Regions from separate parts of the Homo sapiens genome. Here region 1 is linked to region 2. Evidence: read pairs that join two places in POLR2A ChIA-PET (ENCODE). Cell type or tissue: A673. All regions are shown on one strand. Each heading gives the region's core, and the rest is flanking DNA. Links, peaks and the distances in the headings are about the cores only.

What was found. Peaks named below come from ENCODE experiments on the same cell type or tissue, not always from the same donor. Only the 100,000 strongest peaks of a DNase experiment are listed, where the experiment ranks them.
Region 1: POLR2A ChIA-PET joins it to region 2 with 5 read pairs; 1 of 35 experiments calls an interaction of 5 or more read pairs at or near these places.

What each region holds. Positions count from the first base shown.
Region 1 is chr3:185,683,043-185,691,614 of GRCh38, reverse strand. IGF2BP2 (insulin like growth factor 2 mRNA binding protein 2) reads left to right here. Exons shown (of 16, transcript NM_006548.6): 6 at 1,988-2,260; 7 at 4,424-4,558. Among named protein-coding and RNA genes, the nearest start is that of IGF2BP2-AS1, 26 kb to the left of the region's middle. RefSeq lists a silencer at 2,114-2,291 and an enhancer at 1,947-3,146. In A673, for the core only: no CTCF peak of the experiment used is centred there; DNase peaks (open chromatin) are centred at 2,634 and 3,994; H3K27ac peaks cover 1,338 bases.
Region 2 is chr3:186,100,608-186,109,179 of GRCh38, reverse strand. ETV5 (ETS variant transcription factor 5) reads left to right here and starts at 91. Exons shown (of 13, transcript NM_004454.3): 1 at 91-240; 2 at 3,238-3,356; 3 at 3,468-3,555; 4 at 3,684-3,731; 5 at 3,825-3,875. The coding sequence starts at 3,312. RefSeq lists silencers at 1-408, 439-538 and enhancers at 1-550, 1,309-1,368. In A673, for the core only: no CTCF peak of the experiment used is centred there; a DNase peak (open chromatin) is centred at 4,969; H3K4me3 peaks cover 393 bases; H3K27ac peaks cover 1,592 bases.

The sequences.
Region 1 (8,572 bases), core at 343-4,342, 420 kb after region 2:
AACAAGTTCCTTTTTTGTAGGAGGTCCTTAAAGTGCCTGTCAGGTCATTATAACTAGAATTATGGTCACATTTGGTCTTGCTTTATGGGTGTGGCATAACCTTGGCTATATATCCCAGGATTATAGTGTTCTTTTTCAACATACAAAGATATTTAACCCATTTTCATACTGCTAGTTTTCAAAATGTTAATTTTGCATTGAAAAAGATAATGGTTCAGGCCAGGCGTGGTGGCTCATGCCTGTAATCCCAGCCCTTTGGGAGGCCGAGGTGGGCAGATCACCTGAGGCTGGGAGATCGAGACCAGCCTGACCAACATGGAGAAACCCCATCTCTACTAAAAATACAAAATTAGCCAGGCGTGGTGGCGCATGCCTGTAATCCCAGCTACTCGGGAGGCTGAGGCAAGAGAATCACTTGAACTTGGGAGGCAGAGGTTGCAGTGAGCTGAGATCGCGCCATTGCACTCCAGCCTGGTCAATAAGGGCGAAACTCTGTCTCGAAAAAAATAAAAAAAAAGAAAAAGGTAATAGTTCATTTAGTGTTAACTTTACCTTGTACACATTTGTAAGTGGAGATACACCAACAACTCAACTCCACAGCCCTTATCTAGCTGCTGCTTGGGTGGACCTCTCTACATGATATTACTCTATTGCTTTTATTAAATTCAAAAGGTGCTGCTTTGTAATAAATTTACAAGTCCTAGACATTAACCTAGTAAAATTGGGTTAATGCTACTAAAAATATGTGAAAAGGATAGTGTATTTCGTGTGTCATTTTAAGAATATAATAGTGGTATATCATTTATCCCCTATCAAATTGATAAATATCTTTAAATAACAGCGCTCTGTGCATTTGAAGATTCAAGGACACAAATGCTCTCTCCTAAACTGCTATGGGATCATAAATGTTGAAACCATTCCAGGGGCCCACTGGGCAATAGTTAACAATTCTACTAGGAATTTGTCCTGTGTGCAAAGTTGTAGTTGCAAAGATGCCAATGGTGACAGTGTGTGTAACTGTAAAAGGTTGGATACAACAGATATCTAACTATAAAGGATCAGTTGCAAAAACTATGGTAAATCAATAGAATGTTAAACAGTCATTAAAAATTATACTGATACTGCAGTTGAGTCATGTGTAAATTATACTGAAAGGTACTTAGTGACATTGAAAAATGTTTTAGAATATTAACTGTTTTTTTAAAGGTTAGAACATAGTATGTACAATATTAACCCATTTTTATAAGCAATAATATGTTTATATTTAAGAAAGACAGTAAAGATAGTGGATTAGGATTTTATTTGCACTTACATATTTCTGAATTTTCAATAATATGTATGATGATTAAAATGAGAAAAAAATGAGTCATAATTTTATACTGATATTTATAAGAGTTTTTGATAAGGGGGAAATGGCCTTGAGTGGTGGAGAAACCAGGCTGTAATGTTGGATATGAAGCCTGACCAGGCTGATGCGTTGTGATTACTTGTTTAACTGTTAACCGTAAGCCCTGAGGGAGCAGAGATGGTGTCTGTCTTGCTCACCACTGTATGTTCAGTGCCTGGCATGGCACCATATAGGCACCTATTAAATGGGAGTGAATGAACCAGTCTTGCGGGAGGGTCTTTCTTTTTTTTTTTTTTTTTGAGACGGAGTCTCGCTCTGTCGCCCAGGCTGGAGTGCAGTGGCAGGATCTCGGCTCACTGCAAGCTCCGCCTCCCGGGTTCACGCCATTCTCCTGCCTCAGCCTCCCAAGTAGCTGGGACTACAGGCGCCCGCCACTACGCCCGGCTAATTTTTTGTATTTTTAGTAGAGACGGGGTTTCACCGTTTTAGCCGGGATGGTCTCGATCTCCTGACCTCGTGATCCACCCGCCTCGGCCTCCCAAAGTGCTGGGATTACAGGCGTGAGCCACCGCGCCCGGCCGGGAGGGTCTTTCTTGATGTTGGTTTCTGACGAAGCTCCCCTGTCCTGCTGCATTTCAGAGCCATGGAGAAGCTAAGCGGGCATCAGTTTGAGAACTACTCCTTCAAGATTTCCTACATCCCGGATGAAGAGGTGAGCTCCCCTTCGCCCCCTCAGCGAGCCCAGCGTGGGGACCACTCTTCCCGGGAGCAAGGCCACGCCCCTGGGGGCACTTCTCAGGCCAGACAGATTGATTTCCCGCTGCGGATCCTGGTCCCCACCCAGTTTGTTGGTGCCATCATCGGAAAGGAGGGCTTGACCATAAAGAACATCACTAAGCAGACCCAGTCCCGGTACGTGCCTGTGGGGCTTCCTTTGCTTCCTTCTGAGGGGTCCCCTGCGTGCTGGTGGGTCTCAGCCACTCTTAGGTCACAATTGCTTACATCAGCAGTGGGGGGCTGTGCTGTAAGAGACAGTGGCTTCTTTCAACAGGACTACTAACAGACTAACATCAAGCTGGGGGCTGTGACAAGCTTTCATGCTGAGAGGCTAAAAGTTCATAAAGAGGGTACTGATAACCTCACAGCCAGGACTGTTCCTGTAAGCGAACTAATGCTTATGGATGCATTGATTTCTACAAAAGCAGAGGTTTGGAGCTCTGCGGGATCCTAGAACCCACTCATCATAGCTCTTCCTCTTCCCCTGAGTCAGAGCCCTGGGGGTGGCCATTCTTGTGACAACATAGGTAGTCTCACAAAGAAGTGGGTGAGTCACTGCCACGTCAAGCAAGAAATAAAGCACACTGGCCTTCTGTTTAGTTTCCTCCCTGTTCAAGGAGACTGAACTGATTGTAAGAGTTGGTGAATAAAACGTCTTATGGAATTGTTGATTTTTGTATCTTCCTAAGACTGTAGCATGATGTAATAAAGCAAGCTCGGGACTTGAAAACAAAGACTTACGTTCAAGTTGTAGCACTTTAAATGGTTTTGTGATCTTGGAAAAGATGTTAACCTCTCTGAGCATCAGTTGCCTCTTCTATAAAAAGAGGGTTCTGGCTGGGCACCCTCTGTATTACAGAGACTCATCCCTGTAATCCCAGCACTTTGGGAGGCTGAAGCAGGGGGATCATCTGAGGTCAGGAGTTCGAGACCAGCCTGGCTAACATGGTGAAACCCTGTCTCTACTAAAAATACAAAAATCAGCCAGTTGTGGTGGCTCACGCCTGTAATCCCAGCTACTCTGGAGGCTGAGGCAGGAGAATCACTTGAACCCAGGAGGCGGAGGTTGCAGTGAGCCGAGATGGCGCCACTGCACTCCAGCCTGGGCAACAGAGTGAAACTCCATCTCTAAATAAATAAATAAATAGAGGGTTCCTGTCTGTTTTGCCAGGATTATTATGACAATTAGCACAATCAGGGAGATTGAGTGAAATAATTAATATGAAAGTACTTAAATTGCAAAGCACCCAATTACTGACACATAATAATTATTTACATGGGCTGGTACACTTTATTCAGGTCATTCAGTGGGTGTCTTGTAACCTGAAAGAGAAATGCTATTTTCTTCAGAATGTCTTATTTATCCCCAAATAATAGACACTGATATGGATGAGTCTGGAGTGCCACATCTTAGAAGTGAGGAAATAGAGAGGGAAGTTACTGTTTGGTATCCTTTTATTTTAAAATCAGCCCTGGCTTTTCCTCCAAGTTCACTGCGAAAGTGACTTTTATTTGTGTCTTTTTGTGCAAAAATTGTGTAAGGTGGCTTGAAAAAAAAATGTAACAAGTTTAAATAGAAGTGGGGTTAGCTCTCAAAGTGTGTGCCCATTTTTTAGACGTCAACCAAAGACTTGGCTCTAGGCTTTCTAACAACCAAAGTAAAAAGGATATAATCAGTTATGTAATTTTGAAAGTTAACAAAAACAGGTAGGACCACAACTACCCAAAGAAGTCTGATAAAGTCATCAAGCTTTTGAGCCATTAGTCTTAATGGCAGGCTGCCAATGGAAAGGAAACCAAAAACTTAGGCAGAGAGAGGGCATGCCTCTGTTTTCTATCCACACTCAAATATATAAAGCTTGCTTGAATTTGGTGTTCGGATTTGGATTAACATATGGCTTTTAAAAGCTGCAATCAGTTCAGAGACCGGCACTGTGCCAATGTGCAGTATTATCCTTCTCACTTTACTCTTCACTTCTGCAGTCATTTGAAAGACTACACAAAATACTTCATTTACCAAACTGGCTTCATTACTGAGTTGGCTTAGTGCCTTTGTCCTACAGCACTCCTGTAAGAACCGTTCCCTTCTAAATGAAGCTGCAAATAATTAAAATTTGGCACAAGACCCCCTGCACTGCTTGCCTCCTTCTTGGAGAATGGCACTGATTGCAAACGTGCTGATGACGCCTCCTTGTCTGTCTGTGTCCTTGCTGTACATGGGTTGGTGTGACGCTTTCTTGGGGCTAGGGTCCTATCCAGATGACCTTGTAATCATGGCTCCTGATTCTTTTCCTACAGGGTAGATATCCATAGAAAAGAGAACTCTGGAGCTGCAGAGAAGCCTGTCACCATCCATGCCACCCCAGAGGGGACTTCTGAAGCATGCCGCATGATTCTTGAAATCATGCAGAAAGAGGCAGATGAGACCAAACTGTAAGTTTGCATGCAATGCCCAGATCACTCAACAGAGAAAAAGAGTAGATTCTCCCTCATTTAACCCAAGAGGTTTTTTTTAAAAACTCCAAATCTGTTACTCAGTAACAGAGGCAGGGAGGGATTGTGTTTAAGAAATTTGTTCCCAAGTAGAATACAGTGGGAAGTAGATCTTTTGCATTTACATATGGCTGTCTCTTCACTTGCATGTCTCTCGGTGATTTTGATGCTTCTATCACCCATTGATAGTAATTATTGGGAGGAACATACAGACTCATGCTGTCCAATAGAACTTTCTGCAATGATAGAAATGTTCTATATCTGCACTGTTCAATAGCCACATGTTGCTATTGAGTATTTGAAATGTGGCTAGTACAGTGGAAGAACTGAGTGTTTTATTTTTTTACTCAGAGTTTGGTAGCCATGTGTATAGCTAATGCCCATTGAATTGGACAGTGCAAGTGTAGAAAGTATGTTGTCACCAAAGCTATCATTTATTGTCCTGGAAAAGATTTCTCCCACCATGCTTCTAAATTGTTTGCACTCTTAACATTGGATTACATTTCCTTAAGTAGTAGAAACTAGTTTACACATGGCTGCTTTATTCTTCTTCCACTTTTTTCTTCTATCTGTCCTTCCTCCTCACTACCCCCCTCTCCTTTTTTTTTTTTTAAGACAGAGTCTCACTCTGTTGCCCTAGGCTGGAGTGCAGTAGTGCAATCTTGTCTCACGGCAACCTCCGCCTCTTGGGTTCAAGTGATTCTCCTGCCTCAGCCTCCCGAATAGCTGGGATTACAGGCGTGCGCCACCATGCCCAGCTAATTTTTGTACTTTTAGAAGAGACAAGGTTTCACCATGTTGGCCAGGCTAGTCTCGAACTCCTGACTTCAAATGATCTGCCCACCTCGTCCTCCCAAAGTGCTGGGATTACAGGCATGAGCCACCATGTCCAGCCCTTTCCCCTTATTTTATGAAGTAATTATAGGATTCCACAGTGTAATGAGGGTTGTCCCAGTTTGAATGACAAATACAGTTCTTACCAAACAAATTAACTTTGTATTATAAATGAATGAGTGGTGATGGAATAGATAATACAATAAAAATAGACTTTCATGCTGGGTGCAGTGGCTCATACCTATAATCTCAGTGCTTTGGGAGGCCAAGGTAGGAAGATCGCCGGAGGCTAGGAGTTTGAGACCAGGCTGGGCAACATAGTGAGACCTCCATCTCTACAAAAAATTTAAAAAATTAGTTAGACATGGTGGTGTATACCTGTAGTCTCGGCTACTCAGGAGGCTGAGGCAGAATTGCTTGAGCCTAAGAATTTGAGCAATGAGCTATGATTGCATCACCACACTCCAGCTTGGGTGACAGAGCACCACCCTGTCCCTAAAAAAAGAAAAAGTAGATTTTCAGTTTGGCAAAATCTGTTTGTGGGTAGCGGTGGCAGTTTTATAGAGAAGTAGTGAGGGGTGAATCAAATAATGTCAAACATGAGTGTTCCAAAACCAAGATGAAAATGGTCCTTAAAAGAAGAACATTACAAATCTATTCTTAGATTTCATAAGAGACTCTATCCTTTCTATTATGAATTATTTATTCTACTTGGGCTTTTGAAATCCCCCAAATGCCACAGTTTAATTTGAAAAAGACATTTCTCATCCAAGTTCCTGGGAACTTAGTAAATAATACTTTTCTGGATTCCTTTTTTTTTTTTGAGACGGAGTTTCACTCTTGTCGAGTACAATGGCATGATCTTGGCTCACTGCAACCTCCCGTCTCCCGGGTTCAAGCAATTCTCCTGCCTCAGCCTCCCGAGCAGCTGGAATTACAGGTGCCTGCCACCACATCTGGCTAATTTTTGTAATTTTAGTAGAGACAGGGTTTAACCACGTTGCCCAGGCTGGTCTCGAACTCCTGACCTCAGGTGATCCACCCGCCTTGGCCTCCCAATGTGCTGGGATTACAGGTGTGAGCCACTGCGCCCAGCCACCTTCCTTGATTCTTCAACCTAGGTGCAAACAACTTAATAAAATTCTAAATTAGTCAAAAAGACTAATTTACAACTTGGGCTTTTATGTTTTCATGTAGAGCCAAGATAGAGTTTGAATATCTTAGAAAAAAAATTTTTCAGTGCCTACACTGTGCTAATCACTGCTGGAGGTTGAGGCTACAACCATGAGCAGGACTTGGTTCCTGCTTTTTTTTTTTTCCTTCCCCACATACCATTTTTTCACCCATTGGTTCCTGCTTTGATGGAGCAGTCCAGTGGGAGAGACACTCATTAAACAAATAATGAGTAATTACACCAATAAGTAATTAAGTGCAGCTATAAGAAATGCTACAGTGAGGCTGGATGTGGTGACTCACGCCTGTAATCCCAGCACTTTGGGAGGCTGAAGCGGGCGGATCACTTGAGGCCAGGAGTTCGAGACCAGCCTGTCCAACATATAGTGAAACCCTGTCTCTACTAAAAATACAAAAATTAGCTGGGCGTGGTGGCACACGCCTGAAGTCCCAGCTACTTGGGAAGCTGAGGCAGGGGAATCTCTTGAACCTGGGAGGTGGAGGTTGCAGTGAGCCGAGATCGCGCCACTGCACTCCAGCCTGGGCGACAGAGCGAGACTCCATTTCAAAACAAGAAAAGAAAAAAAAAAAAGAAATTCTACAGTGGAAAAATGTAGTATCCAATGATGACATGTAACTGAAGGTCCTAATGAGGGTTTTAGGGGGACAAGGATTTGGGGGTTTCAGAGAATGCCTCCCTGTGTAGGTGACAGAGCCCTGAAGGGACTGAATAAGAGGTAGAAGATATAGGAGAACAGAGATCCTAAACTTTCTTTTTGTTCATTTACCAAATATTTATTGAGCAGTCACTATGTGCCAGACACTATTCTATGTGCCAGGAACTCAGCAGTGAACAAAGCTGACAAAAATGCCCATCCTCTGAAAGTTACATTCTAATGCAGCTTCTTCAAGCACCCTCTTTATTTTGAGGCAGTAGTAATGCATCTGTTAGATGCTTTTGGTCTTCAAGCAACAGAAAATACAAGTGGTATAACCAATAAGAAAAGGATGTCATGTCACATAACAAGAAGTCCTAAGGCACACGGCTCCAAGGTCAGTTGAATCATGGGCCCAGAGACCCAGAACATTTTTCTGCTCTACGTTCCTCAGCATGTCTCACGTTCCCTTGGTTATAATAGGATGACTATAGTGATTTCAGATGTGCATTCCCACAAAAAAGTTACAAATTGAGGGAGAGGGCATCCCTTCCTTGTGTCCTTTTTTCAGAAAACTTCTTTAAAAGTTGTGGTTAAACAACCATAACATAAAATGTACTGTCTTGGCTGGGCATGGTGTCTCATGCCTGTAATCCCAGCACTTTGGGAGGCTGAGACAAGGTGGATCACTTGAGTCAGGAGTTTGAGATTGGCCTGGCCAACATGGTGAAACCTCGTCTCTACTAAAAATACAGAAATTAGCCAGGTGTTGGGGTGGACACCTGTAGTCCCAGCTACTTGGGAGGCTGAGGCATGAGAACCGCTTGAACCCAGGAGGCGGAGGTTGCAGGGAGCCGAGAGTGCACCACTGCACTCCAGCCTGGGTGACAGAGCAAGACTCCATCTCAGAAAAAAAAAAAAATTATTGATCATTTTTAAGTGTACTTTTCAGTAGTCTTAAGTATATTCACATTGCTGTGAAACAGATCTCCAGAACCTTTTCATCTTGTAAATCTGGAACTCTGTACCTATTAAACAACTCTCTTTTCCCTCTCCCGTCAGCCTCTGGTAATCACCACTTCTTTCTATGAATTTGACTACTCTACATACCTCATATAGGTAGAATCATATACTATTATTCTTTTGTGACTGGCTTATTTTACTTTGCATAGTGTCCTCAAGGTTCATGTTATAGCATGTAACAGGCTTTCCTTCCTTTTTATGGCCAAATAACATTCCAGTGTATGTATATAGCACATTTTGTTTATCTGTTCATCTGGTGATGGACATT
Region 2 (8,572 bases), core at 2,871-6,870:
GGGCTAGGGCCGCGGGCCAATGGCGGCGGGCGGAGCAGCGAGCCGCGGGGGGCCGGGCCAGCGCTCCAGCCTGGTTGGCAGCTGCGGCGCAGAGTCCAGCCGCTGGTGCGCGGAGCGGTTCACCGTCTTCGGAGCGGTTCGGCCCAGCCTTTCGCCCAGGCGCCCAGGCCCGCTGCGCGCGTGCGTGAGCGCGCCTGCGCCGCCGGGGCCGCTGCAAGGGGAGGAGAGAGGCCGCCTCAGGTGAGGGGGCTTTGCGGGGGCAGGGGGGAGATCGGAAGGGGCGTCCGGCCACTGGTCCGACAGGCCCAGCCGGCTAGAGTTCACGGGCTGATTCAGAATCTTCAAAGTCGGGGTGCAGTAGCTGGGGTGACCCCCCCCGGGTTGACCGCCCCCTCCCCCCGCGGCCCGGTCCGGTTTGGTTCCTGGGAGGCGTCGGGCGGGTGCGGCTAACGGTTCCGGAGCGCGGGGAGAGCGGCTTTCCACACGTCGTGGGGGAGGCGCCCCGGAGCGCGAGTGCGGGGGCTCCCGAGTGGATGGGGGATCGCGGAGTTGCGAGGCTTTCACAGTCTCTGGAGATTCGAGAGCCCCGAGGGGACTTGGAGGCTCGCGAGAAGAGACGCTTGGCGGAGCTCCGCAGTTGGGAGGAGGGGGCGGGAAGCAGTTTGAGGGGAATGTCTGAGAGGCGCTGCCCCCCAGAGCACCGGGAGGGGGTAAATGACACAGGCAAGTGCAGCCTGCGGGGGCGGGGGTCGACCAGGAACTTACGCAGGCCTTGCAAGTTTCAGGTGGTGGAAAGTGGACATCCAGTCGCCCTGCTCCCACCCAGCAGGCTGAGGGCGTCCGGCTGTGCGGCGACTCGAGAAAATCGGGGCGCACCGGAACAGCGGCCTGGGGATGGTGGGGATAACACGGGTGTGGAGGGGACAGCACCGAAAGATGCTGCAGCCTCGCAGCGGATTAGGGTTCCGGCCGCATTTTCAGAGGGTGGAGAAAACTCGGGGGGGAACCGAACTCCTGGTCGACGAGGGGGTGCCAGGGAGAGATGTTGGGGGTGGGGGGATTGGAAGCGGTTGGTAGCGCCGGGCGCCGCACCTCGTTTTTATGAATGTGGGTGACTTTATGAATGAAGCGGGTTTCTTTCGTTGGCTCGCTGCTCCCTGCGGCTTTTTTTTTTTTCTTCCCTTTTTGTGAATGAAGCATTGAGCTTTCTTCCTAAAACGCTGGGGTGAGGGGCCTGCGTCGGAGGCTGGGCGTGCGTTGGAAATGGGGGCGGGGGCGCAGCTGAAGGAGTTTTCATGAATGGGGAAGGCTGAGAATTGGGTGGAAGTGTGTCTTGTTTTGTGAATGGGGCCCAGCGCTAGAGATCCAGTTACAGCCTCTACCTGATGTGGCGGCCGCGGCTCGCTCTCCCATTCATAAAACCGGGCCCGCTGCGCGCCACAGGGGAGGGGCCTGGATCGCGCCGCTGCGCTGTGCTAAAGTTTTCCTGGGGGCGCCCGGGGCGCGGGTGGTGGGGGGGCAAAGGAAGTGGTTTAAACTCCTGGATGAACTCGAGCCTTTCCTTCAGGCTTTTAAAAAAATTATACTTGGAATACAATTTTTCTAACCCTGGAATGCCTCTTTTCCGTTCGTTTATGGCAGTTTATTTCTTTTAATTTTTTAGAATTTTTTTTGCTCTTCCGGGTGAAGTATTTCATCATGAGACTGAAAAATATCTCCCCCTCCCGTCTTCTACTGGTTGTCCCCTTCCTCCTAACACATTCACAAAATGTCTTAGGCCATGATTTAATCTGACAGATTTTCCTAAGCGACAGAGCACTCTCTCTTTCATGCCCCTCAACTCACTGCTGAGGTTTCTCAGATTTTGTATACGGTTTGGTGGCATTTGAGAGAGGCGTTATTCTGAACATTTCTTGTGGTGTTTGGACGGGGCACGCAGGCAGGCTGGCGCGAGTGTTTTTCTAGGAAGTTATGAACTGTGTGCTATTTTGCTCCTCTCTTTCCTTTGACTTTGAAAATATCTGATTCCTTGGGCCAAAGTGCTGCGGAGGATGCTGGCTGTGAAGGGTGTCCTTGTATCCTGCCCACTTATGAAAAATTTGATATGCTACACACAGTGTGAAAAACAAATTGGATGGAATTGCTCACCGGGGGAAAAGTTTCCTGTTTAAAATTGTGTATATGTCAAACAAAAGAAGTTGACCTTTAAGCATTTTGAATTGCTTAGAGCTGGAGTGAGTGAAATTAATGTTTTTCCACCTTTTGTTGACTTAACGGTGTTTTTATTTGAAGAATAAAAGTGTTTAGGAAGATGGTACCTCCCTGAAATTGTTACTTTATTCCACTCACGTTAGGAGAAGTTTTCTCCCTTCTAACCCCACCCTTTTTCCCCAGACTCACACACTTACCCGTCCTGAAATGAGTTTCATTTGGGGGTGGGGGGGTATGTCTAGAAAAAAATGATTCCGCTATATGAAACAGCCTAAGTTTTAAAAGACCTTTGGTAGAGATGCATTGTACCACATGCAATGGAATTAGTTTTTTTAATCCATTACTTTTCATAGACATTTTACTCTTTTAGAAGTTGGAGATGTCACAAATATCTCTGTAAGTAACCAGGGAGATATTTGTGACATTACAGATGCTATATCTGTTTAGTCCTCTTTTAAATAAAGAGTTGTGTGTGAAGATAAGTATACCTCTGATCAATTTATTCCAGGAACTATATATAGTGTTTTAACAGTGACCTACAAAATGCTTTTGGAAACACCATGTATGTCAGATCTTTAATTGCCAATAATTTGGAATACTTAAACCCAGTTTCTCTGCTTCCTGACACTGTACTGTCAAAAATTAAATTATCTCTTTTTTAAAAACCCTACTACAAATGCCCTGGAGTATATGAGAGAATCTTGAAATCACCCTTTTATTTTATTTTATTTATTTATTTTTGTTTTGGTAGAGAACAGACAGTAGCAAATCTGTAATTTTAATGATTTAAATAAGAAAGAAAAAATGATGACTGGGTAAATGGATTTGGCACGGAGTACATCCTGTACCTCTGATACCATTAATCAAGCCCGGCATTGGTGTGTAAAGCTTGCACCTTGAGTAGGTTTTAAGTACTTCACAGAAGGGTAATAATTTTGCACAGGCCCTAAAAAAAAGGCAGTCTAAAATTGTTTCATTTCTTTTTTTCCCCCCTCTTAGTTAAAATCTCCCAAATTCATATTACAGGAGGATCCCTTTTCCCCCAGAAATTACTCAATGCTGAAACCTCTCAAAGTGGTATTAGAGACGCTGAAAGCACCATGGACGGGTTTTATGATCAGCAAGTCCCTTTTATGGTCCCAGGGGTAAGTTTATGTGGCTTTTGGTTTGTTTTGTCCTCCCTCTCCAATATGAGTCTTCCCCCTGTGGACCTCTTTACTACACTTGAGCCTTCACTTTCTGTTGGCCTCTTTCAGAAATCTCGATCTGAGGAATGCAGAGGGCGGCCTGTGATTGACAGAAAGAGGAAGTTTTTGGACACAGATCTGGCTCACGATTCTGAAGGTAGTAAAGCTTTCCCTGATTATGTTGTGGCTTCCCTGCTCCCAGTGACAGTAGCGTGTAGATTCTTCCCTGTCTTCTCCCTAGCGAAAGAAATATCCTCATTCTGGGGTCTTCTTTTTCAATTTCAGAGCTATTTCAGGATCTCAGTCAACTTCAAGAGGCTTGGTTAGCTGAAGGCAAGTTTCATGGATGTCCTATTTTCCATATAAAACATTTTACTGTGCTTTTTAATAAAACTTAAAGGTCTAAAATAAAAATCTATTTTCCAGCACAAGTTCCTGATGATGAACAGTTTGTCCCAGATTTTCAGTCTGATAACCGTAAGTACCTTTCTGGTGATGGCACATTTGTTCTGAAATTGTTTGGTCTTAGATCATCCATGTCTAGAATATGCTTTTTTCAGCTATGGCCAGATTTAGACAGTAGTATGCATTTAGTTTCTTCTAATAATTCAGAATTAACCCTGAAAACTTTTATTTCATAATAAAATTATTTCTAAAGTATTTCTACTGTATTGCAGGTAAGATTTACTGAACATAATTTTATCCTAAATTTCTTTTTACCTTAAGAATATTGTAAAGCTGACTGGGCACAGTGGCTCACACCTATAATCCCAGGGCTTTGGGAGGCTGAGGCAGGTGGATCACTTGAGGTCAGGCATTCAAGACCAGCCTGGCCAATATGGTGAAACCCCGTCTCTACTAAAAATACAAAAATTAGCCAGGTGTGGTGGTGGGCGCCTGTAATCCAAGCTACTCAGGAGGCTGAGGCAGGAGAATCACTTAAATCCAGAAGGCGGAGGTTGCAGTGAGCTGAGATCGCATCACTGCACTCCAGCCTGGGCAACAGAGCAAGACTCCATCTCAAAAAAAAAAAAAAAAAGAATATTGCAAAGCTTTAAGCTCAAAATTATAAATTAACTGACAAAATATATTTGGTGTTAGGCCAAGCATCTATTAATCACACATTGTTTTATGGCTTTTTTGGGGTTTGTTTTATAAATTAAGTCCTTGATGTGAATCATGAACCTGATATTTCTCTTTTTCTTAAAGGTGCAGAAAATAGTTAATGGAAAACTCCAGTTAACTTTGGCTTCATCCAACATGTTGTCAATTTTGTCTCTACCCCTAAGCTGACAAGGGGTGGTCACAGAGTGGCCTGATTTACTCTTACTTTTCGTGTAGTTGCTGTGGCTTTTCTCTTCAGAGAAGAGAAACTTTTTCTTAAAATGGCCACTAAGTGCTCATTACTAGAGAGAAAATGCAGTGGGAAGCTCAAAAGATGGCTTTCAACACTGGCAGGGGCATGGTTACTTTGCACTGATCTTTTGGGGCTGTCCTCAACAGGTTTGGGAGCTTTTATGGTCTAGGCAGAGTTATGAAGGACAAAGCCGGCTGATGAAATTTGAGCAGCACAGGGCTGCTCTAGAGAGCATTAGTCACTGGCGAATGAGCAGGTTTAAGAGAGGCCTGGAGAAAATGCTGCCTCTCTTGAGAGTTGCATCATAGAGAAATTCATGTCTCTTAGTCATAGTTTATAATAGCAAGCACCTGAGCCATGCAAGGACTCAATTTCTCATTTTGGACCAACAGATTCTTCCCAGCTTTGTTTTATCTCTGGGTAGGTGGGTGTATGTGTGTAAAAATGCCACTGGAGAGAGAGTATCTTAGGTCTCTCTCTAAGTAAAAAGTTGGGTATTCCAAATCTTTTAAATGTAAGAGCAGAGGTAACAGCTAAACATTCCTTAATGATAGGCCTCATGTCCAAGGCACAATGCCATGAAACTGTAAAAGGGAATAAACTGGAACACACACATGCATGGTTACCTTAGCTTTGTCACAGCTTGCTGTGGATGTGTTCTATGGGAGAGTAAATGCATGTTAATTATTGCCCTTTGATTGCTTTCGAGTGATTGGGAAGCTTGCCACTGAAAGACTAAATAAAGATAATCCAAGTGTGTGTGTGTGTGTGTGTGTGTGTGTGTGTGTGTGTGTGTGTGTGTGTTTGCAAGATGAAAGACAGGGTTTGTAATCCAACTTTGTTCTGTGTTGACAATTTGGCCCAGCCTTTCCAGTTCTTGCTCAGAGCAGCATAAACTGCAGTCTGTTTGGGAGGTGGCTTTCTTGGCAGAGGTTCTTTGAAATGCTTTTATGACACTTTTGTTTGTTTCTCTGTAACCCAAAAGAGTTAAAAGGGAGATGAGATGGCTGCATTCAAATTGATTGCATGTGCTGAAGCAAGGGTATGTTCTTTGTCAGCAAGCAGGATTTATATTTGGAGAGATATTTATCTGTGGGAATAGGCTAAAGTGAAGAAATCAATAAATGTGTTTTGGCTCTTTAGAAATAATTTCTGCTCAGCAAATAGAATGTGCTAAGTTCTTTAATTAAAATTCCATACCTCAAGTGGAGGTAATTTGGGAGATGTTTCTGCTTACCAAGTATGATGTTTTTTTTACTTTGCTTACTTTTTGTTTTAACTGCCTAAGGTTGAGCCTTTCTGTCTTTTAAGGATAAAAGAGATGGTTGACTAGCCTAGAAAAGGTCTTCTAATGATTCTTTCCCTCTGACTTTATTTCTTGAGGTAGAGCTTCAAGAAGGGATAGATTCAAATAGAATAACTTGCTTAAGAAGCAAGGCAAGAACACAAATGTGGGTGGTGCATCTTTGAGCCATTCATTCTTGCAAAAGCAAGTTTGTTTGCCTGCAGTTCAGACCAACAGCCAGAAGCATGAGGAGGAGCTGGCAGAGCCCACAGCCGGCTGCATGCACTTACTTTTCCATGAGCGCTTTCCACAGCCTCGAGTTCAGGACCAGCTTCACTCCAGTCATTTTCTGGAAGAGCTCGTGATTTTTTTCAGGGGAGGGAAGAAAACTCATTCAAATTTAATGAAACCTTATGAGTTGGTTTGACTCACTTAACCAATGAATATAAGCCAAACTTAGATTTGCCAGGGGAAAGCAAACCTTTTTTTTTTTTTTTTTTTTTGGAGAGAGAGTTTTGCTCGTCACCCAGGCCAGAGTGCAATGGCGCAATCTCGGCCCACTTACTGGGATGTCCACGTCCCAGGTTCGAGCAATTCTCCTGCCTAAGCCTCCCGAGTAGCTGGGATTACAGGCACCTGCCACCATGCCTGGCTAATTTTTGTATTTTTAGTAGAGACGGGGCTTCACCATGTTTGCCAGGCTGGTCTTGAACTCCTGACCTCAGGTGATCCGCCCACCTTAGCCTCCCAGAGTGCTGGAATTACAGGCGTGAGCCACTGTGCCCGGCCTGTAACAAATATTCTTACCAGTGGCCACTGGTAATACACTTTCCTATTAATAATGATTTGATAATTTTCCATTGTATATGTGTAAATTTATTGTATACATGAAAGAAAGAGAAATACTAAGAAATGTAGGTAATATTTTTATTTTGGAATGTCAGTTTTAAAGATTATGGCTTTTTTTTTTCTCTAAACACTAAAAGTTCAACTTCTAAAGAGATTATATTTTGTAAGTTTCTTAGAATTGGGTTTCCTGCCCATAGGGATACATCCTTAAGTCTGATTTGAGTGAATGAAACCATTGCTTTTATATCTTATAGAAATGCCCAGCTTACTTCTAGCTGTACAGATTTCACCTCTACCTCACACATATAGATATCAGTAAAGCATGGAGACTCTGAAAGGTCAAATTCAAGGGAATAGAAATCTATAGATCATAGGGATTCTACCAGTGGACCTCATTGTCCCTTGGTCCTAAGAAGTAACTCTGAAGATCTCAGATTGCTTGAGTTGGATGTCCTTTGTAGAGACAAGCTTGCCCAGCCCCCTCCTTTCACAGCTATTCCCAAATAGCTGAAGAGACTGACCAGTAGTGGGGGCAGATGGGAAGGTTTAGGTGAAGTAAGAGGAAGATGTATAAAATAATATTCTTAAAGAAGCTCTCACAAAGCTGCAGAGCCAGGGAGTAGTGGCATATTCAAGTGTATTCAGGGTCTCCATTATTTCAGATACCTGGAGATGGTGTTCAGGAAAGCATCTGGGAGGCCTCTGGCTGTCCAATTCAGCACTCACTTCTCTTCCTTCTATGATCCTGAGAAAGTTACTCAATACCTTCATGCTTTGAGTTTTTCCATCTAGGATTTGGAAGACAGAGAGTAATTATAAAAGAAAAAAATTATAAAAAACTGACATATTTAGGCTCACACCTGTAACCTCAGTGCTTTAGGAGGCCAAGTCGGGAGGATCTCTTGAGCCTAGGAGTTCGAGGTTACAGTTGAAGCGAGTAGTGATCACACCACTGTACCCCAGCCTAGGTACCAGAGCAAGACCCTATCTCTAAAAAACGAAAACAAAAGAAAACTGCCATGTTTCCTAGAAGACACCTTTCGTGTGTATACAGATAAAACTGTGTACATATTTCCTATATATGAAAAAGTGTTTGTGCATGTGTATATATCTATGTAACTGTGTATGTAGCTAAATGTGTACCTTAACACATAGAGCGGCTAAACCAGGGAATCTGGGTCAGTGCATAGATGTATGTACATATTTACTACACATTTTCATAGAACTAACTATGCCATGGATAAGATTGGAACTCAAGAGTGTTTCAAAGTCGGGGTAAGGTGATGTGTTCCATTCATTTTTCTGAACTGACTGGGTACTTAAAGAGTGTGTTACTAGATTTTAGCATATATAAATAGCAGTTTTTTAAATATACATTTTGGGTCTGATTTTTAATCTCACTTATTAATTTCAGTTATGATATTATAAATATATACCTGTTAGCATCTTGAATAACTAAGATATTTTATGCTGAGTAGAGAGCATGATAAAAATCTTATTTCAAAGTCATGGCCTCCATACCAAATACAGCCTAGAGAATTGTTTTAAGATCCAAATGACCCCATTTTCCCCTTGAAGTGTTCTTTTTAGATCTGTGTTTCAAAGAGAATGGAACAACTGGAGGAAGTACAAGTAATTTCCTAAGGACCAGCTAATTAACTGATAAAATCGACTTTTCATAAA